Regions from separate parts of the Mus musculus genome. Here all the other regions are linked to region 1. Evidence: chromatin loops called from intact Hi-C (ENCODE). Cell type or tissue: left cerebral cortex. All regions are shown on one strand. Region 1 overlaps Phactr1 (phosphatase and actin regulator 1). Region 2 holds the start of Phactr1 (phosphatase and actin regulator 1). Region 3 has its middle 110 kb from the start of Phactr1. Region 4 has its middle 57 kb from the start of Phactr1.

Evidence for each region. A loop is a pair of places that touch in the nucleus more often than their neighbours do. Peaks named below come from ENCODE experiments on the same cell type or tissue, not always from the same donor. Only the 100,000 strongest peaks of a DNase experiment are listed, where the experiment ranks them.
Region 2: it touches region 1 in a loop (2.2-fold over the local background); 3 of 42 quality-filtered maps call a loop at or near these places.
Region 3: a loop joins it to region 1, with 2.7 times the contacts of the local background. A loop is called at or near these places in 6 of 42 quality-filtered maps.
Region 4: it touches region 1 in a loop (5-fold over the local background); 27 of 42 quality-filtered maps call a loop at or near these places.

The regions. Positions count from the first base shown.
Region 1 is chr13:42,787,806-42,795,805 of GRCm38, forward strand. All of the region lies in intron 3 of Phactr1 (phosphatase and actin regulator 1), which reads left to right. Among named protein-coding and RNA genes, the nearest start is that of Phactr1, 110 kb to the left of the region's middle. In left cerebral cortex, CTCF peaks have their summits at 1,633 (motif pointing left), 4,684 (motif pointing left) and 7,012 (motif pointing left); DNase peaks (open chromatin) are centred at 448, 1,571 and 4,655; H3K27ac peaks cover 1,122 bases.
Region 2 is chr13:42,676,796-42,684,795 of GRCm38, forward strand. Phactr1 (phosphatase and actin regulator 1) reads left to right here and starts at 4,004. Exons shown (of 14, transcript NM_001302635.1): 1 at 4,004-4,131; 2 at 5,855-6,005. The coding sequence starts at 5,903. In left cerebral cortex, no CTCF peak of the experiment used is centred here; DNase peaks (open chromatin) are centred at 3,763, 3,990, 4,698, 5,280 and 3 more places; H3K4me3 peaks cover 4,564 bases; H3K27ac peaks cover 4,929 bases.
Region 3 is chr13:42,571,635-42,579,634 of GRCm38, forward strand. No RefSeq gene overlaps it. Among named protein-coding and RNA genes, the nearest start is that of Phactr1, 110 kb to the right of the region's middle. In left cerebral cortex, CTCF peaks have their summits at 4,270 (motif pointing right) and 5,691 (motif pointing left); a DNase peak (open chromatin) is centred at 4,275.
Region 4 is chr13:42,619,467-42,627,466 of GRCm38, forward strand. No RefSeq gene overlaps it. Among named protein-coding and RNA genes, the nearest start is that of Phactr1, 57 kb to the right of the region's middle. In left cerebral cortex, a CTCF peak has its summit at 4,187 (motif pointing right); DNase peaks (open chromatin) are centred at 611, 1,731 and 4,209; H3K27ac peaks cover 364 bases.

The DNA of each region.
Region 1 (8,000 bases):
GTTTCAGCATGGATTCTAGAAACATTAGGAGGCCGCCGGGCTTACCTGGTACTGAGCAGGGTCTGAAAGCATAGGATATGCAAGCCGCCTCTGCATGCAAACCGCCTTTCTTCCTCCTCTGCAGACGCTGCCTCTTTTTTTTTTTCTTTCTACTTTTCATTTCTAGATATATGAAGAAACAACACAGTCCATGTTCCATTGTTCAGGCAATTTTTCTGCTTTTGTCTAGTGTCACAGTTTTGTGGATCTTAAAAACAACAGAAAAACCAAACAAACAGCAACAAACCTGCAAAATTGGGAGCCTGGTTTAGGGTTATGCTATCAGCTATACCGATCTTTTGAGGGGTTAGAGGATGCCACAAGTCTCCGGCAGGAGCTAAGCTGCAGTCCCTGGGCTTGGGAGAACTACCAGAATAGTCTTTCTTCCACTGTTACTGGAAGCCAACAGCATCTGTCTAGCAAGGGAGATGACAGACTGAATGTGCGTACAGAGCGCCTCTGACAATCGGAAGGTGAAGGGACATCTTCACATACTGGTTGCTGCCGTCTTTGCTAAATTTATAGAACAAGTACCATAAATAATAATATACAGAGATATCACAAATCCAGGAGGTGGGAAGGCTTAATTTAACTTTGGGGTCCATTTCTAGAAGCAATAATTGAAATATTCCCCAATATTATTGCCAGAGCCATGAATTATATGCTTTTTAATTATACCTGTCTTTTCATTGCAGAGATTAAGACTTCTCAGAAAGCGAGATCCCCCTCATTAATAATTTAACATCTCTAAAATCCTTTCAAGAATTAATTGTGCTAGCAAGCCTTTCTCTGGGGATGGGAGTGGGGGCAAAGAACTCCTTAAAGCCATTTCTTATTCTCACTTATTCCGAGGTCATGAAAGGAATGGGAACAGAGTCCTTAGCTTTTCTCAGTTCTTTTGAAGAAAACAGAGTGGCCCTTTATCCAGCCCACTATCATCTACCAAGGCAAAAGGCAAACCAATCACAAAATATCATCGTCCTACTTTAAGGTGGACGTATGTTGCTGGACAAGATAATGAACTCCGATGAGCATTGAGCTCTATGACTTACGTGAGAACATTGAATTCATTAGAGTGACACTGTGAGCAGGGGCTCACAAGATACACCTGAGGGAGTGACAGTGAGTCCTAAAGAGTTAACGGGTTCTTTACTGTCTATTGGGCCCTAGGCAGTGTGGCGAGCTCTCAGATATAGTTCTTCACATCCACATCATAGTTCATAGCGTTTTATCCCTCTCCCAAAATCCTGAGATGATCAACCTAAAGGGAGAGAGTACTTATTTTCACTCAGACCTGTTGACCTTCTTGCTTTGTGCTTCTGCAGGGAAAGTGTACAGGAAGTCTTCCCTCTAGCCTCCTTGCCAGATCTCCAGGTTGAGAAACAAGCCTTTAATAAATATGTTTTGTGAGGGGCATTCCTGAACTATAACATACTGATTCTCCGCGCGTGCGTGCGTGCGTGCGTGCGTGCGTGCGTGTGTGTGTGTGTGTGTGTACTGCTCTTCCAGAAGGTTCCATTCCCTCTATCCACATGGGGACTTACAATTGTCTGTAGCTCTAACTCCAGGGCATGCAACGCCCTCTTCTGGCTTCCGTGGGCACTGCACAAAAATGATACCCAGCCATATATGCAGGCAAAGCACCCTTACACATACAATTAAAAAACAAACAAACAGAAAAAAACAAAAAAACTGTCTCTACAATAGCTACATTAAGGGACTTTCCAAGGGTTACTAACTTGTAATTGTTGCGTTCTGGAAGACTGATCAAGTTTGAAATGGAAGGAATCTCTCAATCCCTTGCAAGAAAAACGTGATCTAAATAAGTTGAACCTCAGACGTCAGGTTTTTTGCTTTTCTGTAGCACGAGGGAAGCAAGGATGCATTTGAGGATGGTGATGTTAGGTTAAGACCAAATCCCCATCATGCTCAGCGAGAAATCTTAGGAAGAGTAATATAATATGGCAATGTTTACTGTACCTGTGCAGCCAACAAAGACCAGAAATGATGTTTAACACATAAGGACCATATTTAGATAATTAAATGGAGTTGGCCAGAGAGTGTTGTGAGCATTTCAACTGCATGCTGAAATTCACTTTGATAATTACCTTGCTGCACCAGGCACGCCTTTTGTATGGATCATTAGCACCTGAGTATGTCCTTATCTACTGATATTATCACTTAATTGAGCTAGTCATAGCTCTTAGTTATTTGAGGGATCCAAACACGATTCTTCTTAAAATAAAGAAATACTCCTAGAACTTGTCCCGATTTTCTCAACTGTGCCTCGGGTCTCTAGCACCAAAGAAAGAAATCCTACACCATCTTGGTACACTAGCTAAGTTAGATACTTTTTTGAAGATTTTTTGTTAGAAGGTAGAAGGATTTAGGGTACATGTCCTATGATACAAGTATCTTCTTTTAGAGCTGACACAATACTTTGTTTCCTGAGAGTAATATTTTTTCCAATTTTTTATTAGGTATTTTCTTCATTTACATTTCAAATGCTATCCTGAAAGTCCCCCATACTCCCCCCCCAACTCCCCTACCCATCCACTCCCACTTCTTGGCCCTGGCGTTCCCCTGTATTGGGGCATATAAAGTTTGCAAGACTAAGGGGCCTCACTTCCCAATGATGGACGACTAGGCCATCTTCTGCTACATATGCAGCTAGAGACATGAGCTCTGGGGGTACTGGTTAGTTCATATTGTTGTTCCATCTATAGGATTGCAGACCCCTTTAGCTCCTTGGGTACTTTCTCTAGCTCCTCCTTCTTTCTTTCTTTCTTTCTTTTTTTTACTTATTCACTTTACATCCCATTCACTGCCCCCCCTTCCTGGTCACCCCTTTCCATGATCCTTCCCCCACCCCTCCTTCTCCTTTTAGCCAGTGCTCCCCCCCCCCCAGGTATATCAAGTCTCTGTGAGGCTATGTGCATCTTTTCCCGTTGAGGCCAGACAAGAAGCCTAGCTAGAGGACCATATCCCATGCAAAGACAACAGATTTTGGGACAGTCCCCAGTCCAGTTGTTCCAGACCCCATGAAGACCAAGCTGCGCATCTGCTACATACATACGTACAAGGAGACCTAAGTCCAGCTCATGTATGTTCTTTGGTTGGTGGTTCAGTGGAGAAGCATTTAAAGAAATATCCAAAGACCTTAGTCATCAGGGAAAGGCAAATCAAAACAACTACGAGGTCCCATCTTACACCCATCAGAATGGCTAAGACCAAAAACTCAAGAGATAGCACATGCTGGAGAGGATATGGAGCAAGGAGAACACCCCTCCATTGCTGGAGGGAATGAAAACTTGTGAAACCACTTTGAAAACCAATTGGGCAGTTTCTCAAAAAACTGGAAATAGTTCTACCTCAAAACTCAGCTATACCACTCCTGGGCATATACCCAAAAGATGCTCCACCATCCCACAAGGACACTATTCTCTTCTTAAATTTCTCCTAGTTGGGAGAATGTCACAACCTTCTCATTACTAGGTAGAACAGTAATGGATTTTAACCAACATGAAAAGACATTAAAATAAAATCCACTTCAATCACTCCAGCAAGGACTTGAGCTGAGCTAACATTTGGATAACAGACCACAGCTCTCTTGTTGCTGTCCATTTCAATGCCAACTTATGACATCCGGGGGGGGAGAAGAGATAGAGATAGCGAGTCACAGAGCCTTTTGAAGAAGCTGTGGTGTCGGGGAAGTAGCAGAAGCCAAGAAAGTGGAACTATCATCTATGTGCACATATGAACATATGTAGACCCATATGTGCACATATGTAGACCCATGTACGTGTGGGGGGGGGATAGGTATATAGACAAAAAGACTGACTTACCTACAAATGCCTATTTCTTTTGACACTGAAAAACAAGCCAGTTAGTTGCTTAGAAACCATTGATTCTTTAAATGAGACATGATAAGCCAACACTTCAGACGGACACACTGGCAACTGAGTTTACAGGTCCTCAGAGATACTTGCATTAAGGGAAGGAGATGTTAGGGAAATGCTCTCCCTACTGGGAATGTCACTTTGCAGACAATTGAAAAAAAAAAAAAGAGTCAAACTGATATTTTAGCTTAAAATGTTATATATGGTCACAAAAACCTTTCCTTTCTTTGGAATGAAGAAGAAATAAGGTAAGCTGTGACCATGTATTTTTTTTAACCATCTCTAAATTTCCATTTTCTCTCATTAAAGTGAAGTCTGAAATCCCACTGAAGCCTCAACGTCACTGTGCCAAGCAAGGATAACAGAGCTAGGTAGGCACACAGGTCTTGCAATCCCTGAAGATGTGCTAGTCTTGAAGATTGTTCTACACCTAAACGGCACAGAGGCAAAGCTCTCGAGAGGTGTCCAGCAATTGATAGTTGTTATTAACGCATGTAAATGCTCCACGGTAGAATGCCGATAGCGACTAGATGGGGCACTCACCTTCAAAAGCCGGCAGTGTTTGCAGTGTTTCAACAAATGTTTGAGTAGTAAAAGAAAAATAAATAAAAGATAGAGAGATGGTGAGATAGAGAAACTAGGCAGCAGGGGATATCACTAGGGAGCGGGAGGAAGACTTAGAAATCAAGACAGTAAAAGCTACTGAGAGCACAGAGTGCACCATGATGTGTCGCCCTCTAGTGGTAAAAACAAGTAATAGCCTCAACAGACAGCCTCAGGGGAACGGCAAGCATAAACAGGACAAGACGACTTCATTCATTTCTCCTCTTATAAAAATATTTTTGGGGAAAAAACCCCACAACGATGTACGTGTTTGCACATATATCTATGTACACTTGCGTCTGTATTTATAAATACTGGGGCTTCTGTTTTATTTACAGTGTAATTACGTGCTTGCTGTGCTTATAAATCTTCGCATGATTTTATAAATCTTTGCACGATCTAGGAGAGGGAAAGTGAGGAAATGCTATAAGTTATTTTAGTCTCTCTTCTCCATCGGACCTCCTGGAGCGTAAAAGCCGCCCCATGTCATAACCCCGCTCCCTCGCTCCTGTGCCTTCCGGTCTCCACTGCCAGGCGCTCACTTGTTCTTTTGCAAGAAGGGGGGAAAAAACGAGAAGGATGCAAAGACGCCATTGTGCAAAACCCCTCTTAATGCTGACAGTCTGTCATTTATCATCCACAGTGCAGCAGGTACTGCCCCTAGGGGATCACCGTTTCTGTTCCGTGCTGAGACTGAATGGTCCAGTGTACTGAGATTATTATCATCTATACGCTATTATGTATTGTTTAATCTCCCACCCCTCCACCCCCCAAAGTTCCGAGATGGAGATAGTCAGGGAGGTTAGTTTCCCAGGTCTGAACAGCAGACCTCTGTCCTATATTAAGTTCCTTTTGTGGACTCTGATATGGCATGGCCCACGTGTGTCCCTGGAATAAATAGACGTTATCTTATTCCTTTAAACGGATGATTAGTCTGACCAGAAGGCAACACTTTCTAGGATTCCGCAAGAATAGCCTTGACTTCTTTGTTTAAAAGAGGGGTCTCATTGCCCTTAACATCTCCTTGAAAGCGAACTAATTATGAGCAGACATCACATACCTGCTGAAAGTATGTCCCCCGCCTCTACCTTGTCCCTGACTGTAGTGTGATTCCCTTGTAGCAGAAGCAAGGAAAGTCAAGGGGACGGAGCTTACTCTGAAGCCATAAAAAATAAGAATAAAGAAATACTGACTGTGAACATTATAGAATAGAGGACCCCTCCTTTCTCTTTGGAAGGGTCCAGCCCTCCCCCCCCCATTAAATGCCTAGCATACATTGAGCCCTGTGTATCGCTTGGACATTTTGGGGCCATAATGTTCCCTGGATGAGTCGTTAGTAAGTTTTCACAGAGGAGAATTTAATCTTAACTGCTGTAAAATTAAAAATCTTAATTAGAAAACCAAGTATCCAAATGGAGACCACAGTTGTCATAGGCAAGGTGGGAATCTGTGGCTCAGAAAGAGCATTTTTCTATTTTTATTTTTAAACTAATTTTTAAGTTAGTATGAAAATGTCATTGGACTTTTTAGTCACTTTTTTGGTCGCTGACTTTTTCAAATAATACCAACCTTATAGAAACTCTGAAAATATCAAAATAGATGAAAATACAAAAAGTTATAATGGCACCCCCTTCACTTAGTAGGTAAGGCCCCACATAGCTTCTCCTCAGTGGCTGTAGAGAACATGTGACAATTGGCCGTGGTCTGTACACCACATAACTTCCTGTGGGTTTTTTTTTTCAAAATAATTATCAAGAGTAAGTATTACATGTTTCTGCAAGGTCTTTGAGTTGTAGATAATTCCACATCCGATACAGTCATATTTACTAATGTCATATTTAATAGTTCATGAGCGGGGGCGTGTGCTATCTCTGCACAGTGTGTGGAGGGAAAGATGCTTTTGCAGCTCACGTGCAGATGAGGCAGTGTCGTGTGAGACTTTTCTCAGGGAGACAAAACACACATACACATGCACACACATGTGCTCACACATGCACACATACATGCACTCACATGCACACACACATGTGCACATACATTGCACACACATGTGCTCACACATGCACACACATACATGCACACACACATGTGCACGCACACATACACACTGCTTCACCCCAAAAAGAAGAGGAATGTTTCATTTCAGAGGAAACTGATACATAGCAGTCAGCCATTGAAGCTCTTGCCCATTCAATAGTTGAAGCAGTTTGGAGCCCCAGGACCCAGAACATGCCAATAAGTTTTGTGACTTGCCTGAAATTCCAACCTTAGAAAACAGAGGCAGGGATCCCTGGAGTTAGCTAGCTAGAGAGCCTACCCATATCTGTGAGCTCTGGATTTGGTTGAGAAGCCTAACCTCAAAGAATAAGGTGGAGGGGCTGGAGAGATGGCTCAGTGGTTAAGAACACTGACTGCTCTTCCAAAGATCCTGAGTTCAATTCACAGTCATCTGTGGTGGGATCTGACGCCCTCTTCTGGTTTGTCAGAAGACAGCTACAGTGTACTCAAATACATAAAATAAATAAATCTTAAAAAAAAATAAAAGAAGAAGAAAGAATAAGGTGGAAAAAAAACAAGGAAGATATCAACATCAGCCTCAAGATTCCACAAGCTTTCACATGCATGCCACACCCACATACAGATAAAAAGAGAGTAAAGACAAAATTTTAAAAGAATAAACTTCAAAAGTGCTATCACCTTTAACATCATATATATCCATGCACAAACATACATATAGCACACAAATATGTATAACCACTATATTCATACAAGGGGGGCATGATGAATGACAAACAACTGTAATCCTTGTGCATGCATGATCTCACTACTAGGGAAGCTAAGGCTGAAGGATGACAAGCTTGGGGCCAGCCTGGGCTACATGGTATGATTTTTAAAGCCAGCCTGTCAGCACAGTAGGCCAGCCTGGGCTACATGGTATGATTTTAAAGCCAGCCTGTCAGCACAGTAGGCCAGCCTGGGCTACATGGTATGATTTTAAAGCCACAGTGGGCCAGCCTGGGCTACATGGTATGACTTTAAAGCCACCCTGTCAGCACAGTAGGCCAACCTGGGCTACATGGTAGGATTTTAAAGCTAGCCTGTGATTATAGTGGGACCCCAATTCAACACACTCCCCCAGCAACAAAAAGAAACCCATAGATAATACATACATGAGAAGACATCAGTGCCCCTCTATTTATAAACCAAACAACCTTATCTATTATTAATGAGCTCAACTAAATACCAAAAAGATGTCACTCAGAAGCCTGGATGCCACAAGCTCTTGACCCTCAGTTGTAGAAAATACTTCTTGGCGCCCACATAGAATCTGTCAACCCTCTTTTCTGTCAGTGTTTGACTCACTTGGTTAGGTGGTGATTTGGCATTGGTAATGATACTGTAAAGGCCGGAACAATTAACTCAAAGAACAACAGTAAATCTGTGCAAACAAATGAAAAA
Region 2 (8,000 bases), 110 kb before region 1:
TATGTGTCCATACAAGTGTGTGGCGGTCAGGTTGACATCAGGAATCTTCTCGGACACATTCTCCATTTGACATACTGAGACAAGGTCTCTCACTGGAAGCCAGAGCTCATCCATCAGCTCATCTAGATGGCCAACTTGCTCTAGGGATCTCCCGTTTCTGCGTAATGCGTGCTGGGATTGCAGATGGGCTACTGTGCCTGGGAAGCAAGGATCCAAACTCCAATCCTCATGAGTACTTTTACCTAGCGAGTCATCTCCCTCTCCCCAAACTACTGCTTTGGAACTGTACCTATCTGAGGGTCAACTCAATAAAAATGAATGGATATTCAACCTATGTATCCATGGGCCCATCTATATACTTGACAAACTGTGGATCAAAACATCCAGTGTAAAAAAATGTAGCTGTACTGAATATGTATGGGATGTTCTTGCTATCAAATATTGCTAGGCAATAATGCATAAGAACTATCACATAGTTTGTATATTGTATTAGGTGTTATGGGTTACCTGGGAAATTTTAAGTACTCAAAAGGATGTGTGTAGGTTATATAAAAATAATTCATCACATGATATAAAAGACTTGAGAATTTGAAGATTCTGAAATTTATGAGGGTTGCTGAAACCAATCTCCTACATATCTGGAGGGAGTGACAGCCATACTTGTTTAGCGAGCTAGTGATTTACCTAAGGCCCTCAACCGAAGCACTCTGCCAAGGCATCCAGGATGTTATTTTACTTTAAGAGATATTCTAATATTTCTAAGTGTATACATGGTTTATTATCCAAAGAAAATGTCCCCAAGGTTTCATGCAGGCAACAGTCAGAATTTCCTGGAGTCTAAACAGGGTCTTCTAGAGAATTCTATGATACAATGAGAGAACCGAGTAAAGAAGGCCACTGTACAATTGTGAGAAGAACCACAGTAAGCCTGTTAAACCCTGCCCGAGCCCAGCAAAGACCAAGAAGAGGGTGTAAGAAGAATATGTTTCTCGTGGTCTTCTCTTTCTGAATGGCTGGGTCTCACAGCCTCAATAGACTGAGGGAGTGTAGAGCCAAGGGGAAATTAACACCGCTAATGTCTTTACTTCTCTCTGGGATTTATTCTGGCGTATATCTCTGTTTCAAGTCAATGCAATCCTTCTACATTTTTTATACACATTGCAGACCTATCTTCTTACCACCAAACTGGAAACAGAAAGGTTTTCAGGACCCCATCCAAATTGTTTGACCCCCCTTATAACCTTATATTTTCATATGATTTGGTTTCTTTTTGATTTATAAATTAACTTCTATGTATATGTCACATGGTTATATTGACATTGTCTGACTTCGCTTGAACTTGAGATGCTTTTGGTTAAATTGTCCAGTGCTTTATGAACGTTAGCCTGGGACATCACCAGCTACTCTGTAATGTATGTCAGAACAATATGGTGACATACAATAAACTTAGTGATACTTTTAAATAGGTAAAAGTTATAAAAAAAATACTTCTGAACTGATCAGATCTTGACTTTGTTTTTGGACAATTTCTATGCTTCCCCACCTTTACAAGTAAAATCCCAACCCTGGAGGATAAGACAGGAGGACAGCAGAATCATGAGTTCAAGTCCAGACTAAGCTATATGGAGCTCATAGTCAACCTTGACTACACAGGGTCCCAAGCTAGCCTGAACTACACAGCTCAATAAATCAAGATCTAGGGACACAACTCTCTAGTAGAGTGTTTGTCTAGTTTGCTCAGGTCCTTGCACCATATGAACATCAGTAGTTAAGTGATAACTTCACAACATGAATGTTCTTGTATATAATCTAGTCTCCTCAAAGAATGAAATCATCAACTTTCAAATTCTATTTCAGAGCAGGGCAAGGTGTCACATGCTTTTAATCCCAGCACCTGGGAGACAGAAGCAGGTGGATTTTCCAGTTGAAGGTCACCTCAGTCTTGACAAAGCAAGTTCCAGGACAGCCAGAGCTACACGGGGGGGTGGGGGGGGGACCTGCCTCAAAAAGAAAGAAGGAGGGAAGTCAATTTTAGAAAGTGGTCCGATTATACTTTGAAAATATAATGATTATTTTGTAAAATGAAGTCCCTTTTGTGAATGTCTTTTCCTTCCCAAATCATTGCTTTTTAAAAGTTAAAATCTTACCATTTAAGAAAAATCATAGCCTTTTCACATCGCTTTCATTACTTGGGAGGGAAGGAGAGATGAAGAGAGAGAGAGAGAAAGAGAGAGAGTGAGAGAGAGAATATAAATGGGGGCTAAGAGACAACTCCAGGCGAAGTTTGAAGCAGGGTCCTTTTGTCATTTGCTGCTGTGTGTACCAGGCTAGCTGCTCTACAGAGTCCAGGGAGTCTCATGTCTCCTCCACTTTACATCTCACTTTAGGAACACTGGCACTCCAGACATGCCTTAGCCTATCTGACTTTTATGAAGACACTGATGATTCAACCTCGGGGTCCGAATGCTTGCACAGCAAGCGCTCTACCCACGGAATCATCTCCCCAGCCCCAGCATTTTATAAAGCAACTCAAGTTTCCTTTCCTTGGTCAGGACTCCAGAAATTATTGAATTCCAAACCCACTCTCAGTTCCAGGAACACAATCTATTTTTCAAATGTCCTATTTAGCATCATCTTCCATCCCAGGCTCATTTGCACTTAACAGAGTATCTGATGTTTTTCAACTTAATCTCCCTTTCTCCCCTTTCTCTCTGTTTCTCTCCTTTCTCTCTCCACTCCCCCTCCCCCTGTGTCTCTCTCTGTCACCTATGAGTCATTATAATTCCAGTAGAAGCACAATAGAGGGTTAGAACCTGTCGCCCACACCCTACTGTAAGTGAAAAGAACCAGAAGACAGCTTTCTCTTCTTGTAAATGTCAAGTGTTCACCTGTCTCTATTGAGGGCTGAATAGCAATGCAACCTTAAAGCTCAAAGGCCTGGGGTCTGAGCAAAGCTTTGCACATTCAGAGACCAAGCTGCCTTCTCTACAAGGCCTTTCTGATTGATCATTACATTTAGGTCTCCCACGAGGCTGATCTCTCTATAGCACTAACTTGGTACCCGGTTTTCTCTGATGGAAGGGGAGAGCCCACCCTATTATTGACCCACAAGATAGTCAGCAAGGCATTCCCTGATTTCTCTTTTCGGAGACAACCCCTTAACCCACCAAAGGCAAGGTAGAATGGGAAAGGAAAGGACAATTTTCAAAGTCAGTTGTCAGTCACTCTCTAGCACTTGTCCTCTGGCTGAGCTATGGACATGGGCAAGAGGAGTCTGATCTTCCTTCCAAGTCCTTGCAAGCAAGCATGGCTTCTCTTGTATTAACATCCTATCCTGATGCTACCCACTACCCTGTACTAATCATCACTTCTGCTTGGTCCATACAAGGTGGAAGAAGGTTACAGAAAACACATACGGGGGCATGGCTGGATTAACATTACAGCTTTAAGAACATATCTCAAAGTCTCATGCTTACAAGTCCTTCCTGGGGAGCAGTAAGAGGATCTCATACCAGGCTAATGTGAGGGACACAACCAAAGCATCTTTTTTGCTGTGGAGATAATAAATCTGTTGCATTCAGGAAAGAAGAGAGCATTTGGGCATTTTGAAGATCTGACCATGCACAGACAAAAAGAGGGAGAGTGAAAGCCTTCTGTATTTCTCTCCAGAATGTAGCTCGCACTTTTAATTGCCCACCTTGTTTGGCAGCTCAGAAGGAAATGGCAGGGCACCAAACCCTATCCTACCAGGAGCAGCCTTCAGGATTAGCAAGTACTCCACACCTTGGAGAGCCTAGGAGACAGGAGAATCATTTTAAATGCAAATTAAATTGAGGGGGTAGCAGAAAAGAACACATAAAAGACGGTAAAACAAAACCTTTCAATTTTCTTAAATTAGCAGGCTAATGCGTTCTAAAGAGCGGCCCCACTTAGATCCCGGCTTTGGGGGGAGGGGGCATTTCATCACAATATAAAACCCGACAGATCCATCATTCCCCTCCACCCAGTGCTCTTGACTGGAGATTGAAGGGAAAATTAGAAGCTGTTCATTTGGGCTCACAGGCTCAGCAGCCCTGCTCAGCTTGCCCGCCGCTCACTGACAGCGTCCTGTTGAAGGGGGCACAAGTGCTGGTGAGTATCCCCTAACTTTGAGAATTCTTCCCTTCGTGCGTCTTTCTGGCTGTGTTGCCTTGGGTGGGCTAGGTAGGGGTTGTCTCCCAGAGGGTCTGCGTTATAATGCGGCTTTCAAAATATGGGAAATTTCAGACAGCTTTTAAGCTGTTTCTAGGGACAGAAGGAAAGAGTTATTTTCAGCCTAGGTGCCGGTGACTGTTTTTGTGTATTAATTATAATGGGAATGTTCACTGAACATACTATATTGCCAGTTAAATAGCCTTTCTCCATCACCCTACCCCATTCAGCAGAAAGATAGAGACAGGTGCTCCAACATGGTCTAAACACTACAGACCTCCCCACTGTTTAATCATTTACCATGTATTTTGTTCTTACTGCAAAGCAGACTGGGATTTGAGATCGCAAAAATAGATTATTAAAGCAGAAATTCTGATTTTTAAATAACCGGTGAGATCTCCGCTTTAAGAGGTGGGAGAGTAGACTGTGAATGGCCCTGGATGATGCAAAATCTTCATGTAGATTTTGATGGTTCCCTGCCAAAGTTTTACATGGGAAAGTGGTAATTTCCTTCCTTCGCAGAGGAGGGCGTGGAGAGGCTGGAACTGGCGTCACCTTCGGTTGCTAAGGTAACCTGTTCTGGCCATTTTATCTGATAGAGAAAGTCCAGTGGACAGAATACATTATTCATCACTGATCTAATCAGATAATCAAAACTGTTTACTTTCGCTGGGAATATTTAATAAGATCGAAGGCAGCTGGTTGAAACTGCTCATTTGTTCTATCGACGGCCCTTGGTTTTACATGTTTTTACAGTAAGTATTCTTTGCTGTTGGGGTACCTTTGGCTATTTTTTTTTTTTAAAGTTTCCTCTTATCAGACTTGGTTTCTCAGATGAGAGTGTGCAGACTTAGGAAGCAAGTGATTGCTTTAGCCTTCAGAATCTGATTTTTAAAGACTTCCTCTTGTTCCTCCTTTGAAATATAATAGTGCAGAAATAGAGATAGATCTTCTGTGCCAGTATCAGGGGTAACTGCATGGGCTCCGTGAGAAGGGGCTGGCTGGTTTTCATGCCAGGCTAGTGCATGCTATAGGAAACACGGCAAGGCTGTGATGTTTGCCGCTGCTGCACGAACCACGGTTCTGTATCAAAAACAGCCTATACCGGGCATGGGCAGATGAGCCAGTAGCACTGTATAGAATGTGCTGAAGGGAATGGCTGAAGACTAAGGAATTCAAGGCACTTGTACAGCAAACAAGCCAGCCTATATTGCAAAGTGTCTATGAGAGGAGGATCGGATTCCCAGGGGATGCTTTCTACTAGAGGGGACACCAGACACCCCTGGATCAATTGAAGAGCAACTTGCAGGTAGGGTGATACTTTCCAATGCCTTTTATCGGGCAGACTTTTAAAAACTAGAGGTACATGAATTTAAAAGTATACCTTTTGTCAGATAATATACAGCAAGGAAAGAACAGTATGTTATTCCTCTTTAACGTGAATCATTTTAATTTTTGCAGGCAGAATATATTATTTTAAATTGGTGTTAACTAAAGGTTGGATCTTCTCATGCAATACAAAGTCTCTGGCAGTGGGGGCTTTGACATTAGAAATGTCAGTCAAATGTTGGAATATGATAATGGCGTACTCTCATTTAAATTAAGGAATACACATACTTGACATCCTGAAATACTGTGTCTTTCTCCCCTTCCCCCTTTATAGAGAGCTAAGTGATTGCCTTCTCTCAAAATCCTGTTCTGAACATTGAAGATGGATTATCCCAAAATGGATTATTTTCTGGACGTTGAGTCTGCTCACAGACTCTTGGATGTGGAGTCGGCGCAGAGGTTCTTCTACAGTCAAGGAGCTCAAGGTAACAAAGGGAGAAGAGGGGGGGGCCTCACCCTCAGGCTGCTTTGCTGCAAACAGTGCAACATCAGTTCCAACAGCTTGAAAGAGCTCTGTCTTGAAACTTCATTCACTAACATTCCCAACTTGATAACATTTACCAAAGTGCTGCCAGAATTCCAGAACTGACTAGAGAAATCTATAGTCCTGGAGGTGTAAACAAGTGTTGGGTGCCTATCTCTGAGAGCTTTGTTAGCAAATGATTCCCAACTGCTTGTGTCGGTAGCTTATGCCCAAGAGGACTGAGGGATGCTTTCCCACCTGGAAATTGTTAGGCAGGCAACTATTACACTTGTGGCGATCTCAGGGCACCCTGACCTAGCTGAGTACCATCTGACTGGATTATGGGCTTCTGAGATAAGTGGGCCACTTGTGTAGCTGTCTTATCTGGTCTCAATGAGCTCAGTTGCTTTCTAAAGAATCCTCAGTGCACATTCAAGGACTTCCATCCACTTCTGTGAAAGTAAGGCAGACTGTGTGCTTTCATTACCTAGTTCAAGGTAATTGATTAAGCTCTAACATGCTTGCTCTTCTGTCCAGGTTCCATTTAGAACATTTGCCATTGTTAAGGTGGCCAAAGAATTTAAATGGTTTTGTCAAATTGATGGGTAGGAGAGTTTTTTCTTTTTTCTTTTTTGTTTAAATCATAATTTGTGTTTTTCATGAAATGTTTAAGATATCCAGTCAGATGACTTGATTATGGCTGTATCCCAGAGAACACATCGAAAAGGTGGACAATGGTCCTGTTTAAATAGGAAGGTAGTTGAATTCGGGAAAGTCATGAAACAGAGCTATGAAGGAGATACATTAGAATCCTGGCATCTTCCACCTTGGGCATGATGGGAAGCTCATCTTGGGCACTGATAATAACAACACCCCCCGGGGGGTTTTCTCAAGTGTTCTTATGAATTGTTTGTGTTGCTTGTGGCTCTTGGTAACCTTGAGTGCTTTCAAGCCTCTTGCTTCCATTTTCTGGGTATGAGCCTATGCTCTTAAAGTCAAGAGAGGCTGGATATTATCTGCAGGATTTGTTTAGGTCTGCAGGCTCAGCAGCATAGTTTGATTTTGGCAAAAGTGATACCATGGCTAATTCCAACCCTCTAAGAGGAGAGAGGCAGCATTGCTACTGTCTGTCACTTCAGGAGGTCTAAGAAGGTTCCTGAGAAGAAGGGACAGAGGCTAGTTAACACCTCCAGCTTGTTCTGGGTCTACAAGTAGCTAGATGGCTAGAAGATATGGAGCTGGAAGAGAGGGGAGAAGAGAGAGGCTTCCACCCCACATAGCACCTGACTTTATACATGGCTACCTCTGCCCCAGTGCATTCCGTTTCTGAGTCTTACTCCATGACAGGCTCTTCCAGCTATGCTGCAGATCAAGAAAGGAAGCAGTAGTTCACCATGGGGGCTAAAGATCTCTATTCACTTTTTCTTGAGGATGATGGACTCTTGGCTTTTATGGGAGGGAAGCGGGCAGGGTGTGTGGGAGGCTTGAAGATTACAAGGCAGCCTGGTAGCTGCAGCAGATGGAGCTGGGGGTGGAGTGGTCAGAATTGTCACCAGCAGTGACGGTGGTGTAGACTCCAGAGCTGGAATAACTGGGAAACACATGGGAGGTGGCAGCATACGCGATGGCTTCTCCTTGGGGTCACGTGTGCCTGCGGGTGAGGAGGATGCTGATTTCCATTCCAGGAATCCTAGATTGGCAGGGTTCAGTGGGCTCCCCAAACATTAGGGAGGCCGGGGGTCCTCAAATCAGAAATCTAGATGTTTTCGAGATCTGCAGCTAAACAGGAGTGACAGAGCCAGCACACCTATCTAGGGACCCGTATTTAAAAGTCAATTCATACAGTCCTTTGCAAAATGATAACGGTGACAGATCTCTAAGTTGTTAAGCACATTAATGAGTCGAGGTCTTTAAAATTCTTAAAACAACATCTTCAGCATAAGACACTGTGCATCAT
Region 3 (8,000 bases), 220 kb before region 1:
CTCTCGAAAGCTAGGTGAAATTCTAATATTACACTGTATTCCCGGTCTCAGCTTCTCATTGTGAAGAGATAACATTATCTACAGTGAAAATTCGAGACATCAGCAATTGTTCCATTTCAAAGTAAGGACTAATGGTAAATCAGTTATCAGAGTGTGTTACTTTTCTACATAGCAGAAACACTCAGATAAATCCATGAAGGAGCGTCCTGCCAGGCCCTCGATCGCAGAGATGACCTGGTGAATGCTCAGGGGATCTCAAAACAACAAAAACAGCAACAACAATAATGACGACGATGACGATGATGACGACGACGACAACACCCAACAAGGAAACCCAAAAAACAGACCACAAACCAAGCCATGATTGTAGCAAAGGGATTTGGAGGAGTGGACCAATTAAGAATGAGAGGGGGATGGAGGGGTGTTAATGATGAGCAGGTATGTTAGACGTGTGTGAAGTTGTCAAAAATAAACTCAAAGAGGAAGGGCAATTTAGCATGTTTATTTTGCAAAATGATCAATTATATAAAGTGCATTAATAAAAATCTAACCAAATAGCCACAAGGCATATATAAAGAATACAGAAAACTTCTTTCGCTTAGGAAAGGACTCAGCTAATGGAAACTATGTCGTATACTTCAGTAACAGTACCTGTATAATACTTGGGCTCTTCTCAAAGGAGCCTGCAAGGTAATGCCATTGCAGTTCTGTCTCCAACAAGACTTCATGGGACATAAGGAAGGTGATTTTGAAACTTATTTGAAAGAATAAAGAGTAATGGATAGCTGGAAAGTAAGAAAAACAAGAATAAGTTGTCCCTTAGGCATAGAGGCTTCGTATAAAATTATAGTAAAAAACATATTAATAAGATGATGTTGCGCATTGATAAATAAAGCTAGAGTGAAAGAAATGAAACATAGGAAGAAATCCACAGAGAGTAGAAACTTGACTTATCACAGCGGTAGGGTTTGAGGTCCATAAAAATAAAAATAAGATATTGTGTGTGTGTGTGTGTACATATATACACACACACATATATATAATACCATATCTCATGTTTGTGTATATACATATATATACTTACATATATGCATATATACACACATACATGTCACATCTACAATTTCAAACCTTTGATTATACTCTCTCTTTACACTAAATGCTTCAAGCATTGAACTCAGAAATTGAAAACATAAATATGGAAGCCCAAACCACAAAACCACAAGGGAAAAATACCTACCTAGAAATGAAATGCTGAAGAACCGCAATGATTTTAAAATGGAGGACACAAGTAAGGTCCATTAGGAGAGTGAAATAATATCCTACGAAGCAAGAACATGGGGTTATAGTATATTACAATGTACAGATGCAAATAAAATACACATAAGCTAAAATACTTGCCTATCCCTAGGCCTCTTGTAATTAATGAGTTTCAATGAATTAAATTCAAGAAGTTAAAGAAAAGGAGAAAAAGCTACACACACACACACACACACACACACACACACACACACATACACACACACACACAAATCAGCAAAAAGTCCCCAGAAAGAATTACAAAGACAAGGAAAGAGATGCACGGCTCAGAACACAAAGATGCTTATCTTCTTCAAGGAAGAGAGAAATGTATGTAGGCAGGACTGTGAGGGCTCCAATCCACACTCCCCAGACTCAAAACAGCAAAGCGCCAGGCTTCAGCTCATGTCCTGAGGTTGCTGAGTGACGACTGGCGGGAGCCTATATATGTTCAAAACTTTGGCAAACAGGTTTGGACTCCCCAGAATTTTGAATATTCAAAGAATAGGACCTAGCAAGCTTGAGCTTATCATCTAAGAATCTTGAGTATGTGTAACAGGGAAAAAAATCTACCCCCAGATTTCCATCTGAACCCTCCTGTGCACTCTCTCTGAGGTAATCTTATGCTCAGAACAATGGGATGTCTATAAGAAGTGGAAGACGTTAATCTGTACAAAGGGATACCACATAATACCAAAGATTGTGTATAGGTGAGTTGATATAAGGCGACACCTGAAGGAGAGTTTGGGTCAAAAGAAAAGAAGCTTTAGAAAGCACAACTGTAAGGAGGATTTCGTGTATATAAATTCCCACCCAAGTCAAAAGGTAAGTTGGACTTAGACTGCATCTGTGTGTTATAAAAGAAAGCCAGAGACGGAAGGACCTAAAACACACGCCATTGGTTACCTCTGGAGCAGACATCAATACATGCAGCCATCAAAATCTATGAAGTTTCACTAATCCTGTCTATGAAGTTCTGTTTCTAAAACCGAGTGATGGGGATGCAGGATACCAGCTGACTGTCATTCTTCCTGCTTACATTTAAGTCCCTTATAGAACACAAATGAGTTAATTCACACCAACCAACTGCACTCACTGTCTGCTTCCTTTTCAGAGACCATCAAATCCCTTTATTTCTTTGCCTTGTCGACAGTTTGGTAGGAAACGATTTTAAATGTCCCATCTTAAGCTTAATCCAGGGGGAGGATTTGTTTGAAAATGTACAAGAGGATAGAAAGTGAGCAAGGGCCCTGGGATACCCCAGATGGGGCATGGTGTAAAGGGACAGGGTTTTGAGGGACAACAGCTTTGTCAAGATGCCTCTCCCACCAAAACCTCCTGGCTGGCAGGACTGCCCTGTGTGGGAAACCCCACGTCACTCAGCACTTCCTTAGAACATTAGTGGTTCAAGGAGGCTCTGCATAATAGAGTGTTGACCACAAAATAGGAGGAAGTGGGGCACAAAGGGGCGAGGAGTGGAATTCTAGCGCTGGGTTTCCTCCTAAATGTCTTCCCTTATACACGTGTTGATGTTCTCCCTGGTTAAATATTTGAAAAACACATCATAGTTTATTAGGTGTTTTTCCCCCTAAAAGAACAGCCTGTTCTCATCCAAGAAAGAATGACAGCTCTCTCTACTTATTACATGAAAGTGTCAGCTGACTCCCCAAAGCAGCTTGCTTGTCCCCCCCCCCTCTGTCTTACTCTGTCTCTCTGTCTCTTTGTCTGTCTCTGTCTCTCTCTGTCTCTCTGTCTCTCTGTCTCTCTGTCTCTCTCTATCTCTCTTTCTCACAAACACACACACACACACACACACACACACACACACACACACACACAGGATAGGGGGTGAGTGAACCTGTAAAGTAAAACTGGTTCAGAGTAGAAACTGCACAGGAAATTAAAGACAGTAGCTGGCTCTAATGATGCAGAGGATGGACTGCACTGCTGAGCTTTACAGGAACGAAGGGTGATTTCAAAAACGCTGGCAATACTCTATTTTTTAATTGCTGTTTTGTAAACCACCACGTGTAAATGTTTTATTGGCTCTCTTGGATACATCACACTTTTAACAATACTTTTTCTTGTATTATATTTTTACTCTATTTGAAGTTCTTTCTAGGTGCTAAAATGCAGTGCTCTCTGAGGACCCCAAAGGAGCAGGCATCAGAAGCAAGGTGGAATGCCTCTATGCTTTTCAGAGTTCAGGCTTTTAAACATATGCCTTTAGAAGAAATAGTTTGAAAGTGTAGTCTCCGCCTTTTACCTCAGCCTGAAGAAACAGAGTATTTGCTGAGATGCTCTGGACAAACGTTTCTCAGCTAGGGGTGGGGTCTCAGTACTTTCTCCCCTATCCAAGATGGAACTGGCTTGGTCCTGGATAGGTCTTATGTAGTATCTTTAGCTCCTGTGAGTTTGCCTGTGCATCAGAAACACATGTCCACAGACAGCACTCTTCCCCACGGTTTGGCTCTCTCACCCCCAACTTCCATTCTGTCTCTGCCTTGGTGGGCAGAGGTGAAGAGCCATAGAGATGGTCAATCCGTGGCTAAGCACTGATATCCATTTACACTCAGCACTCTGACACTTAAGGCCTCTGCATTAACCACTACCCACTGCAGACACCTTATCAGACCAAGACTGAGAGCATCACAAATCTGGGGCAGGAGGCTCCTAGTCCTCTTAGGCATCCCTAAGCGGAGGAAGCCCCGCCCCAGTCTCTCGCTTGGAGCAAAGTTCTATGGGTAGATTTTTGGTGGGCCATTATCATTATCATTGTTACTGTTAAACTTTTTTGCGTGAGTGGTACGTGTGAGTGTGCGCGAGTGTTCATGTGTAGGTCAGAGGACAGCTTCTGGGTGTCTGATATCAACTTTCCACCTTGTTTGACTTGGGTTCTCTTCATGCAGCTAGTTGGCTGTGAGCTTCTGTGGATTCTCCTGTCGCCACCTCCTATCGCCAGTAGGGGGCGCTGGAACTACAGATGCTTGCGCTTCTCCTTCAGGCTTCAAATTCCACAGCCAGTCTTGACAGACATTTCTGTACAGAGGCAGTCTCCAGCCCTGCTGCTTTGACTCTGGAGAACAAGCCTGGGCTTTCCCTCGCCTTTCTTTTCTTTTTTTTCACACTAGATGAATTTATGGTATATGCGAACTAGTATTTTACAGAGTTGATTTAGGTAGAGACCAGGCAGATTTCCGTAAGAAACTTCCTATCCTTTCATACCACTGAATTTGTGGCCTGTAATTTTTGCTATTTCCCAATATGCGAGTTTGTGGCTTTTTGAATTAGTGGAATGCTGTGATTTATGAGCTTCCCTCTTTCGACCCTCTCAGCTGACTTTATCAGCGTTCTCTAACGGTATTAGCAAGAGAAAATAAACTATTTTTAGGACTGATGATCACACAAAGTTAAAGCCCAATCATCCCAAGCATGTTGCAATTTTCACAAAATTCTCCTGAGGTTGTTTCTTCTACACGTGGTTTCAGCTCAGAAATCATTGTTTCTTAAAACCTTATCCTAAACACAAGACCATAGGATATGGAGCCTGTGCTCCTGAGCGGCTGCTGGAGCTGCTGCAGCCTCCTCCTCCTCCTCCTCCTCCTCCTCCTCCTCCTCCTCCTCCTCCTCCTCCTCCTCCTCCTCCCCCTCCTCCTCTTCCTCCTCCCTCCTCCTTCCTCCTCCCCCTCCTCTTCCTCCTCCCTCCTCCTCCCTCCTCTTCCTCCCCCTCCCCCTCCTCCCTCCTCCTCCTCCTCTCCCCCCTCCTCCTTTTCCTCTTCCTTCTCCTCCTTTCTTTTCTTCAAAATCTTAATTTGGGCATAGCCTTCTGATGGATACTGGTTTGTGAGGGAAAGAGAGAAAAGAAAAACTTAAACAGAAGCAAAAGAAGCAAAGGACCCTCTAACAACCGAAGAACAGGTGGTATAGGGGAGGGTGGCTGTTCACTTTTATTGGTGGGTGAATAGCCCTGGGTAAGATCAGATTAAAAACCAGCTGTACCATCTCTGTGGATCCGACAAAGGGAAAGATGGATCTGGGTGGGAAGGTCTTAGGGAAGGAAGCTTCAAGTGAGCAGGTTTCAGCATCCTTCAAGCACACCCAGCCTGGGTACTTGCCAGTTCCCATAGATTTCCTAAAAGATAAATGGTGGACTCACCAAGATAAAGGTATTTGAAAAAAAAATTGACTTAGAAGGATAGATAGAATGAACGTTCTCTGTTTTGGCACCAGGAACTCCTAAGTATGCCAAAGGACGTCATTTGGGCTGGAGAGATGGCTCAGTGGTTAAGAGCACTGACTGCTCTTCCAGAGGTCCTGAGTTCAATTCCCAGCAACCACATGGTGGCTCACAACCATCTGGAAAGGGATCCGATGCCCCCTTCTGGTGTGTCCAAAGACAGCTCATGAATCCTCATGAATCTCTCCTGTCAACACCAGCTCCAGTGTAGTCACATACATATGACAAAAATAAATCTTTTTTAAAAAATGTTTCAAAGGATGTCATTTAGTTTATTCATGAACAACAGAAAAAGAATGACTTGGCTTCTAAGGAAAAATTAACTCTCTGGTTCTGAGATGGTCACCTTTCCAAATGCTAGAAGAACCACCCAGCGTTATTCAATAACGTTGCAGCATATCCAGGGACGAGCCCTGCAGAATGACTTGCTGAACCTAAGCATAGGCAGAAAGAAACCTACTCTGGTGGCCCCTAGAAATTCCACTGTTGCCTTAGCTTTGCTCTTGATTTAAGATGTCTTTGTTCTGGGTAGGTGGTTCCTCTCATCCTGTTGGTATAAGCCCACAAAGGCAGAATGTCATCACTGGGTGTTAGACTTCCCATGGGTATTTAAAAGCAAAGGAATATTGGCTCAGTGCTGATGATAATAAATGTAACAGAACTGTAGAGAATCCTCACGAATCTCTCCTGTCAACACCAGCTCCAGTAGGGATAAGAAACAAAGGCTCTGCCACAAAGTGGAGGTTTACTGTGCAGTCAGGAAAAGAAGTATGTAATTTGTGCCTTGCACCATGGATGCCCATCAAATGCATGTATGTACTTGGTATGTACTAAAGAAGCATGCCAAGGCCTCATTTCCTTCCCAAATAGTGGGCAAAGTCAGCTGATTCCCAGGAAGGAAAATCTGGCTTTCTCCTTGAGAAGCTAGATGAAGGGATTAACAGAGATGCTGTAAGTGCTGTGGCCATTAGATTGGTGATGGGGGCCATGCTCCGGTAGGAAATGACAGCCTAGCTGAGAGCAAAGACAACTCTTTGACTCTTTTTAAAGCAGAGTCTCAGTATGGAGCCCTGGCTAGCTTAGGGTTCACTAGAGAGGCACAGGCTGGCCTTGAACTCAAGACCTAAGATTTTAGCTGTGTATCACCGTACCAGGTAAAATGACTGTTTCAAAGATGGAGGCAATTGCTGGTAGACATGGGAGAAAGATAGTAAAAATAGATAGCAAAGATGGCCAGAGGCAGAAACCAGGTTGAAAAGAATATACAAAAGAAGGGGAAACTAATTTCAGTGGCTTAATTTTTTTACTTAAATTAGCCTTGGATTTCCTCTAGAAATTAGATTATGGTATTCCATCCCTGGGACAAGCATTTATCAAGTATGTTATATACTCTAACCATTCAAGTCTAGAGATTCAAAACATTGGTAAAATATTGGGATAGCTTCTATCACAGATTGCAGAGTCCAATAAAACGTGGCCAAAATGAACTTTGAAGAATAAGCAAGGACTCACAAGAGATGCCGTAGCCTGGGGCAACACATGGCCATTAATGATTTCCAACTCAAATGGACCCCCACACGGTCCCTGCAGTTCTCCAGAGTGACAAACACCACAGTTTGATCTTTGAACCATTCAACACCACCCTGCAGCTACTCACCGACCAGAGACAAACTACTTTGTATTCCTCAGAAGAAAGAGGCATGGAAATATTCAGTTTATTGCTGTCTTCCCCACCTCACTTCTTGGCTCCCAGGAGAGGGCCTTCGCCCCTCCTCTCTTCAACCACACATATCCAGACCCTTCCAACCTCACTCAAAACTTATGGTCTTTATCTCCATCCTCTTTTGCATATCGATCAGATTTAGTGTGAAGACCTCTGCTCACTGGATTTAGTGTGAAAGCTTAGCTCTTCTCCATTTGGAAGATCAAATACATGTACACACTCACACACATACCCAATCACCTCCACATGCGGCCACACATGCTCACACATGCACACACAGACAGACATATACACAGGCATGCATACATACGCACACACCCTTTCATTAAAATAATATGCTATCTTCCCCTTGCTTGTCCTAAGATCGGTTTTTATCATCTAGTCCATGATGAATCAATAAACTCCCCCTCAGTCCTCAGCCTCCTCGTGCTCCCTACCCCATGTGATGTTAATGAAACATTTCTCACCTTCAAATAGTCTCATCTCTATATATCAACTCTTTATTAGTCTTTCTCTTCTAGATGTCTTCTCTGGACTTTCTCTGCCTTAAACATTGTGATACCCAGGTCAGACCTCCTCCTCCATTCCTTTGCTCAAGTGATTTTACTTGTGTTAAAGTTTGTCTTCTCTTATTTCTTAGTGCCAGCAAACAGCAATTTTTGTTTGGTCTTTCTTCTGTGTGTCTGCCACTTCTATCCTTCTCTCGACATCCAACATAGCTACAGTCCCATTCCCTCCCAC
Region 4 (8,000 bases), 170 kb before region 1:
CCCTTATGAAGAGAGTCACATGCCTGACAACCCATTTCCTTGGATGTGACCTGTTCATGTCTTCTCATGTGACCTGCCCATGTCCTCTCATGAGACCTGCTCATCTCTGCCTGTGTACTCTCATGTCTGCCCATATGACCTGCTCATGTCCTCTCATGAAACCTGCTCATGTCTGCACATGTGCTCTCATGTCCACCCCATGTGAGCTACTCATATCTGCCCATGTGACCAGCTCATGTCTGCCCATGTGACCTGCCCACGTGACCTGTTCATGTGACCTGCTCAGATCCTCTCATGTGACCTACTCATGTCTGCCCATGTGACCTCTTCATGTGACCTGCTCATGTCCTCTCATGTGACTCAACTTCCAGTTCCCTTGTTTTCTTTGTCTGCTCGCTCTCTCTCTCTTTCTCTCATTTGATTTTTAAGAAAACTCTTTGTGCTACTTCCAAGCTTTTATGTCTTCAGGTTACAGGGTATTCATCCCATACATCATGGTTTTCTTCTGAATGCTTGTGTGTTAAATCTCTACATATGCAACTCTGATTTTAGAACTTCATGACTGGTTATTTTGGGTCATGTATGCAAATCCCAAGCCATAGTGAGAATACAGTCGAAGCCACGAGCCTCCTTCCCCGTGTCTCTTGAGGAGAGCTATTTTTGAGTAACGTGGTTACTTGAATTCTTTTTTGAGAAGTTTTATATACCATGCTGAAGCACTAAAGATTCCAGGTTCTAACCATGGTTTATCCACAAACACACACATTTCATATAGCTTAGCCTTCAAGAATCCTTTTTCAAGACTTATAACCCACTCATGCTCTCAGAAGCAAGCCCTGGCTGCTCAGGTTGGCTTGTTGTCTGTGACTGTTAAGTTGAGCTCCTGAGATCTGTTTGTGTCTTGTTAACAATTCTTCAAGGCTGTGGTTTGCTTTGCAAAATAACTACAAAGTATCATTTGGTCAGTGCTGACTCCTGGTTGTGAAATCAAAGCTGACCTAAAGGTAGTACCCATGGAAAATTTTGTCTGCATCATTCTACCTTCAGTTATGGATATGGAAGAGTAGGGAACTCTGCATGGGGTCGCTACATTGCTACATCTTCCTTCAGTAACCATGGCAAGCAAAAATCAAGATTATTAATGCTCAGCATTAATAATTATTAAATCAGCATTATTAATGCTCATTAATAATGTATATGTTGACAAATATCTGCAATATTCAGTTGAATTTGAAAACAGCCACTTAAAAATATTTGTATGCAAAAATATTCATACAATATTTATGACAAACTTACACCAAAGGAATATTCATTACCCACCTAAGAGTCAACTTTCTTGGAGAATCCTGTATGTTATATGATAGTCCTTTGATTCAGCCCTGTTATAAAATTTAATTTTTTTCACAATATAATTAATCAGAAAGTATAAATTAACTGGTGATAGCATGTAAGTTGCTGTTCAGTTCATGGCCATAAAGTAGTTCAACTGATGTCACATTCTACCAAGAAGGCAATGCTGGTCTCTAGCGCTTGTTTCTCAGAGGTTTTGGATACTAGACACATTCTATTAGGTTCTCTCTCCCTCATCCCCAGGGGAACCTCTATGCAGGATGAATTGTCTAGGGCACTTCTGTCCCTTCCACCAATCTAGGGTAACAGCACATCTTTGCAAGTCGTCCAGATGGTGAAGAAAGTCTCAGGCACCTTTTTTTAGTTTACAAGTTTCAAGTTGATTATATCAAAGGGAGTTGAATAAATACATTCAATGATCACAGTAATATGTCATCCTGTCCTCTGACACAGACAATGAAAAGGCTTGTCTTGATCTAAAACAAAATGAAGTTTTGCACATAGCCAGGGGTCCATATCTACCATGGTCTTTAATAATCAAATGAACCTAACTGGGGCTCTTACTCATAAGATGGTGTTATGAGCACACTACTTTGGTTGTGAGGACAGAAACATTTTAGAAAGGGGGACCCTATCAAAAAAGCTACCTGTGGCCACTCCAGTATGTAAGGCAATGTTAGATTTGCTTAAAGAATATCATAAAATAGAACCGGAGGGATGCACAGACGTAACTTTGTGAACTGCACTAAAGCAATTTCATCATGGCCCCGCTCTCTTTCCCTTTATCTCTTTCCATGATGACTCATGACAAGAGAACAGCGTGCTCTTTCATAAGATCAGATTCCTGGTCATTGGTTTGACTACCTGACATTCCTGATGCACATCTTACTCTTGTTTGTATCATGAAGATTATAAGAAATGCATTGTTTTGGAGAATTCAGTCTGTTTTCCCAGATTTTTAGATGTTTCATGCTAGAGAAATCAGGTCTTGACATGAATCTCTTCAGTTCCTGCTTTATTGGTGACTTTCAGCAAATAGGAGGCCACCTGACCAAAAGGAGAGAAGATCTAAGAACAGTGTTAAAATCTAAGTTTTGGTTCTTTTTATTGTTCAAAAGGGATCTTGCTAATGTCCTAGCATTTCTACAGCAAAAGACACTTCAGGCAGTGGTGGCGCATGCCTTTAATCCCAGCACTTGAGAGGCAAAGACAAGCAGATTTCTGAGTTCAAGGCCAGCTTGGTCTACAGAGTGAGTTCCAAGACAGCCAAGGCTATACAGAGAAACCATCCCAAAAAACAAAAACAAACAAACAAAAATAAAATCCAAACAAACAAAAAAGATACTTCATTGCCTTGTGTGTGAGAGATACATATTCAAAATTTGAAATATATTTACCTGCACACATATGATATAAAGACAATCTGAAAATTATCTTTAAGCCCAACTCCATAGGATAAGCATTGTCATTTTAGAATAAGCATACAGAAATCCATCTGTCCATAGATGGGAACATAAATGTGAATGCACACAGTTACAGAAACTCAAGAGTTGATTTAAAGTGGGCTGTGTGTCTGTGATTTATTTGAATGTCTTGTTAATTTTAAAGAAACTTTACAAAGAAGTTATTGTTACCTCATCCAGTTTAGAGAAAAGAAGAGGAGATTCACCTTGGCCAAGTTGGCATGCATGTTAGGATGTAGTGACTCAAAGCATTTGAAACAAAGCATCTAATTTCAAATCCCACAGTGTATAAGACACTGCTTGAAGCCAGGCATTCTATGCCTTATAACAGCCCAACCTACCAACTTCTCATGGGTACTCTCTGGTATGGGTAAATGTGATTACCAACTTGATTGTCATGTTGGGCACTTAGGATATTAGCAAGCATACTTCTAAGTGTATCCGTGAGGTAATTTCCAGACAGTTAGAACAGGAGTGCTCTGGTCCTATCAATGTTGGACTACATTGTTAGGTAGAAAGAATGAATACCTGTTAGAAGGTTGTGGGACTGAAGCATTTAGAGCCTATGTGTGGAAAGCAAGTCCCTAAACATGTGCTCTGGGAGAGTCAGCCTTGGCCCTTGGTCCTTCCTGTTGACCTCGCTCTTCTTCCTGGCCATCAAGAGCCATTCTACTCTGCCCTGCCTTTCTCCATGATGTTCGCATGTTCGATTTCACTACATGCCCAGAAAGAGCGGAGTCAGTCATCATATCTGAAATGTCTAAAACTATAAACCACAATAATTTTTCCTCCTCAATGTTATGTCTCTCATATTTTTCACAAAATGAAAGCTAAGTCACATACCTTCTCATAGTAATGCATAAAACATATATATCCTTTTCAGGGTTCATAATGAATCTGTCCCTACTTTATACTCTTAACAGTTTCTTCATCATGGAAGAAATTTGGCTTTCTGCTTTTTCTGCTTTGTTTTTTTCTTTTCCTTTTTTCCATAAATACACTGATTCTCAAATCCTCTTATGCCTCACTTTGCTTTTTTGTGATCACCTGTTTCATATTACTGAGAGTGAGATTTGGGTGTCGAATTTAATGTTGGCTACAGATTGCCAAGATACACATTTTAAGATTAAATTAGTCTGTACTCTTACAAACACAAATGAGAATAACTTTTCTCCATCCTTATTTCATTTAGAAAAGTCATTCTTAAAATGCATCACAAGACGATTTAAAAGAAAATGAGCCTCTTTTTATAGTGTATAGTTGTCATTATGTAACTTCTACAAAGCCCAATTATTTTAAAAGTTATGCCATCCTATGCATGAATTAATGGTTCTCTTTAAAACACTCTTCCAGGGTCACTTTATTTCATTGTGGCCAGCAGGCGGAGCTCACATACAGATGACAAAGATCTCTGTGGTCACATAAATCTCTTAAGCAGCTGAGCCTTGGGATGATAGCACTCTGTCCACCTTATTCTAACTATATTTAACACTTTGCCTAATAATCCCCAAGGTTTGGGTTCATTGTGATTCGGAGTCAGTGTTTTGAGAAAGTCATGTAAACGATGCCCAGATATCCTTATGCGAAGGTCCATGTGTCAGACCAGAGGAACATTATCCTGTCCATGTGGATCTCTGTGGACCTGATTTCAAATCACACAGTTAAAGGTTTCCTCGCACCTCCCCCGTTGCTCTTTGTCTCCAAAGATGGTGTGTATCAGAACATTGTCTTGGACTCTTTTATTTCTTATTTGTAAATGTATTAAATTGTTATTCAAGCCTTGGGCAGGTGCTGTTCTCTGTTTTCCTTGCTAGGTCCCATGCTTTTCCCCCCCTCCATGTAGCCATGGATGGAACTACCTGGGACTGTTGTGCCCACAAGACAAAAATTTCAACTCATGTTTAAGGACTTTTTTTCCTCTCATTTTCAAAGACGGATCCAAGTTAAAAGACAGAAAAATGACAATACAGACATAAAAAAGGGCTAAACATAGAAAATATCAAGATAAGTCAAAAGTTTTATTAAAATAAATATGAACCAATTGAGGTAGCTATTTGAGAGAGAATAAGAGAGCAAGAAAGGAAGAGAGAGTTTGCATAAGTTTGTTAAAAATAATAAAAGTCATTCAGGGTATGGTAGCACATGCATCCAGGACAGCCAGGGCTATAAACAGAGAAACCGTGTCTTGTAAAACGTGTGTGTGTGTGTGTGTGTGTGTGTGTGTGTAATCAAAAAGCCTAACAATAAAAATGCTCAAAGGAACAGGAGTGAAATTTATAGAGACACAACTATAGATATAGTTAATGAAATATTGAATTTAATTGATTATAAAGCAAATACACATTAAAATGACCTTTGCTCAAATTAAGAAAGAGTAGGTCAGTATTGGCAGTGATAGGTATGATAGTTACAATGCAGCAAGGGTCAAGGTAAACCCAGATACATGGCAGAAATATTTATCCACACTAGGAAGAAGTTTTACAATTTATAGAAAGAACATGATAGCAATATTATTTGCTTTGACAAATAATATTTATCTGTATATTATTCAAAATACAAAGGATACATATATATCATTTTCATATATATACATATATATGTGAAAAATCATCATTTAGCCAAGCAAAAACTTACACACAGTAAATAAACATGAGATTTTACATATATATTGTTTTATATGATTATGTATATATATACATATGTATACACACATATATGTATATATATATGTATGTGTGTGTGTATATATATATATATATATATACACACACACACACACACACACACACACACACACACATATATAAAATCTTACTTTTGATGCCTGTTTTCTCTGACTATAGGACAACCTAATTCATTCATTATTGTTCTCACATTTAGTATGAGAAACCATTATTCTGAGTGAGGTAAACCAGAACCAGAAAGACAAAGGTCTCATGTTTTCCCTCATTTGTGGGTGTTAGCTTTGAAACGTCAGATATGTGTGCTTCATTTGAAGTATGCATAGAAGGGAGGAAATTACTGAGGGGTAGTGGGAAGGCCTTCTAGGAGAGGAAATTGAAATCACTGGTATAAAGGGCTAAAGGGAAACAGAAATGCTTAAGTCGAGATGAGGAGGGAAAAGTAAAGAAAGGAAAATTGGGGAGGGATAAGTAACGCCAAAACCCTTTTGAAAAGGAAGCCTGATACTGTAGAGCTTCTATATGTGCATGTATAGTCCATATATACATAGCTATAGCTGTACAGCTTTACAAAAATGTCCCCACTAGACACTATAGGCTAACAAGCAAGAACCCAGTGCCAGGAATGGGTTGCTTTGGGCGTTACTGGCCTGTAAGCTCCCATAGACCCCAAACGGTGCAGGCTATCGCCAATGCTCTTGGTTGCCTCCAGAACTTGACAGTAAGATGTAGAACTCAAACTCGTGTTGACCCTAAAGCTTCATCCCTGATGTTTCTCATAGTGTTAGAAGACTCTAAGGAAGCTTCTAGAGGGGAAAATATCATCTATCTTTCCATACTGTGAAGAGAATGAGCTACAAAATGACTGACTTGGCAAGATTTGCCCACTGGTGCAGTAGTGGCAAAAACATCATGAGAGTTACCAACCATGTTCTGATAGGATTTAAGTTCCACTTCACAAGATGAAACCCACACCAGCACTAGTAAAAGCCCTGGAGTTATAGCTAGATGGGTCATAGGCCCTAAGGGAGAAACTACTGTTATTACTTTGATAAATGGACATGATATTAAAATTACATCTGGTGACTTATCATTAGACCCATAGATTAATTCATTTCCTAACCTCTAACAGAGTAACGTCTTTTTGTTGTAGATGGTGACCAAAGCAGACCCTCACAAGTGGTCAAGATGCAGAAAATCAGAAACAGCAGAACACTTAACTCTAAACGAAACATATCTACCACATGCCCCCTCCCAATGCTCAGGAATCATTGTGGAAGAGGGGGTGGAAAAAGTGTAAGAGCCAGAGTTGATAACTGAAATGAAACAGTGCCTTCTGAACACAGCAGCTCAGCTGCACATAAGAACCCACAGTGGTTGTGACAGCGTGCATAAAGCCTATACAATACCAGCACAAACTCTAGTTAGACCAAACTCTAGCATGGACAGGGGAGTTGAGTATGAAACCCAGTCCCCAGAGAGAGAGTCAGCTTTCCCTAAGAATGCAGTTCCAGTAAGTCAACCATACTTCAATGGAAGCCACACATCCCAGAATTCTTGGGCAGATCAAATCGGTATTGGTGGGTTAAAAAAGGGTGGAGAGATACAACGTTGGGTGGAGGGGAAAGAGGGATTATGTCTGGGAAGAGTTAAGGAAGGAGTGGATGTGTTTGAATCACATTGTACAAAATTCTCTAAAAATGAATAAAACAAATTGGGAAGACAGGGAAAGAATGGGAACTTGGGAACCTCACTCTGGAATCTGGCTGAATCCTCACACCAGCTGAGAAGCAACACTTCTAGCACAATTCACTCCATTTTCTGGGGAGGTTGTAGGCATTGGGGCAGAATTCCTTTTAAATAGAGATATGTTATTAAAATAGCTATGAACCAGGCTTATGGTCTGAATGGATATTCTTGGGTAGGGCCTTACTTATCTCCCAACCATTTTCTAAGAATCTCACAAACAGCAGGAAAGATACCCTACTACTTTGCTGTGAAAAAATGAAGTTGGATTACATTAATAATTTCTTCAAATATGGATTTGAACATGTATCACGCTTGAGTGTTTATAGTCACGTGTGTGTACCTTTCATCCCAGCCACCATTTCTCACCATCTTGCCACTGGAGGTCATTCCAGATATTTCTAAATTTTCATGAAAATTCATTTAAATCATCTTATCTTCTTTCCTTTGGCATGTTTTTTTGAAGCTTGAACATAATACATATGCCGATAGTTCGTTCCTTTTATTGTTTTTAATAATTTTGTAAGCTGCTCGTAGAAAATTGTGCTGTTTCTAATATTTTTTAAATAAAAAGAGGTCCTGGCTAGTTTTACGTAAAAACTTTAGAGTGAATATATGCTGTAATTATTCTTGAGTGAACCCTTCAGAATAAAACTTCCAAGTCACTTCATATATGAATAAATCATATCATTAAAGAGTGATGAACTTATTTCTGATGGTTTTATCCCACTCCCAGAAGGAATAAATAATGACAGCTTCA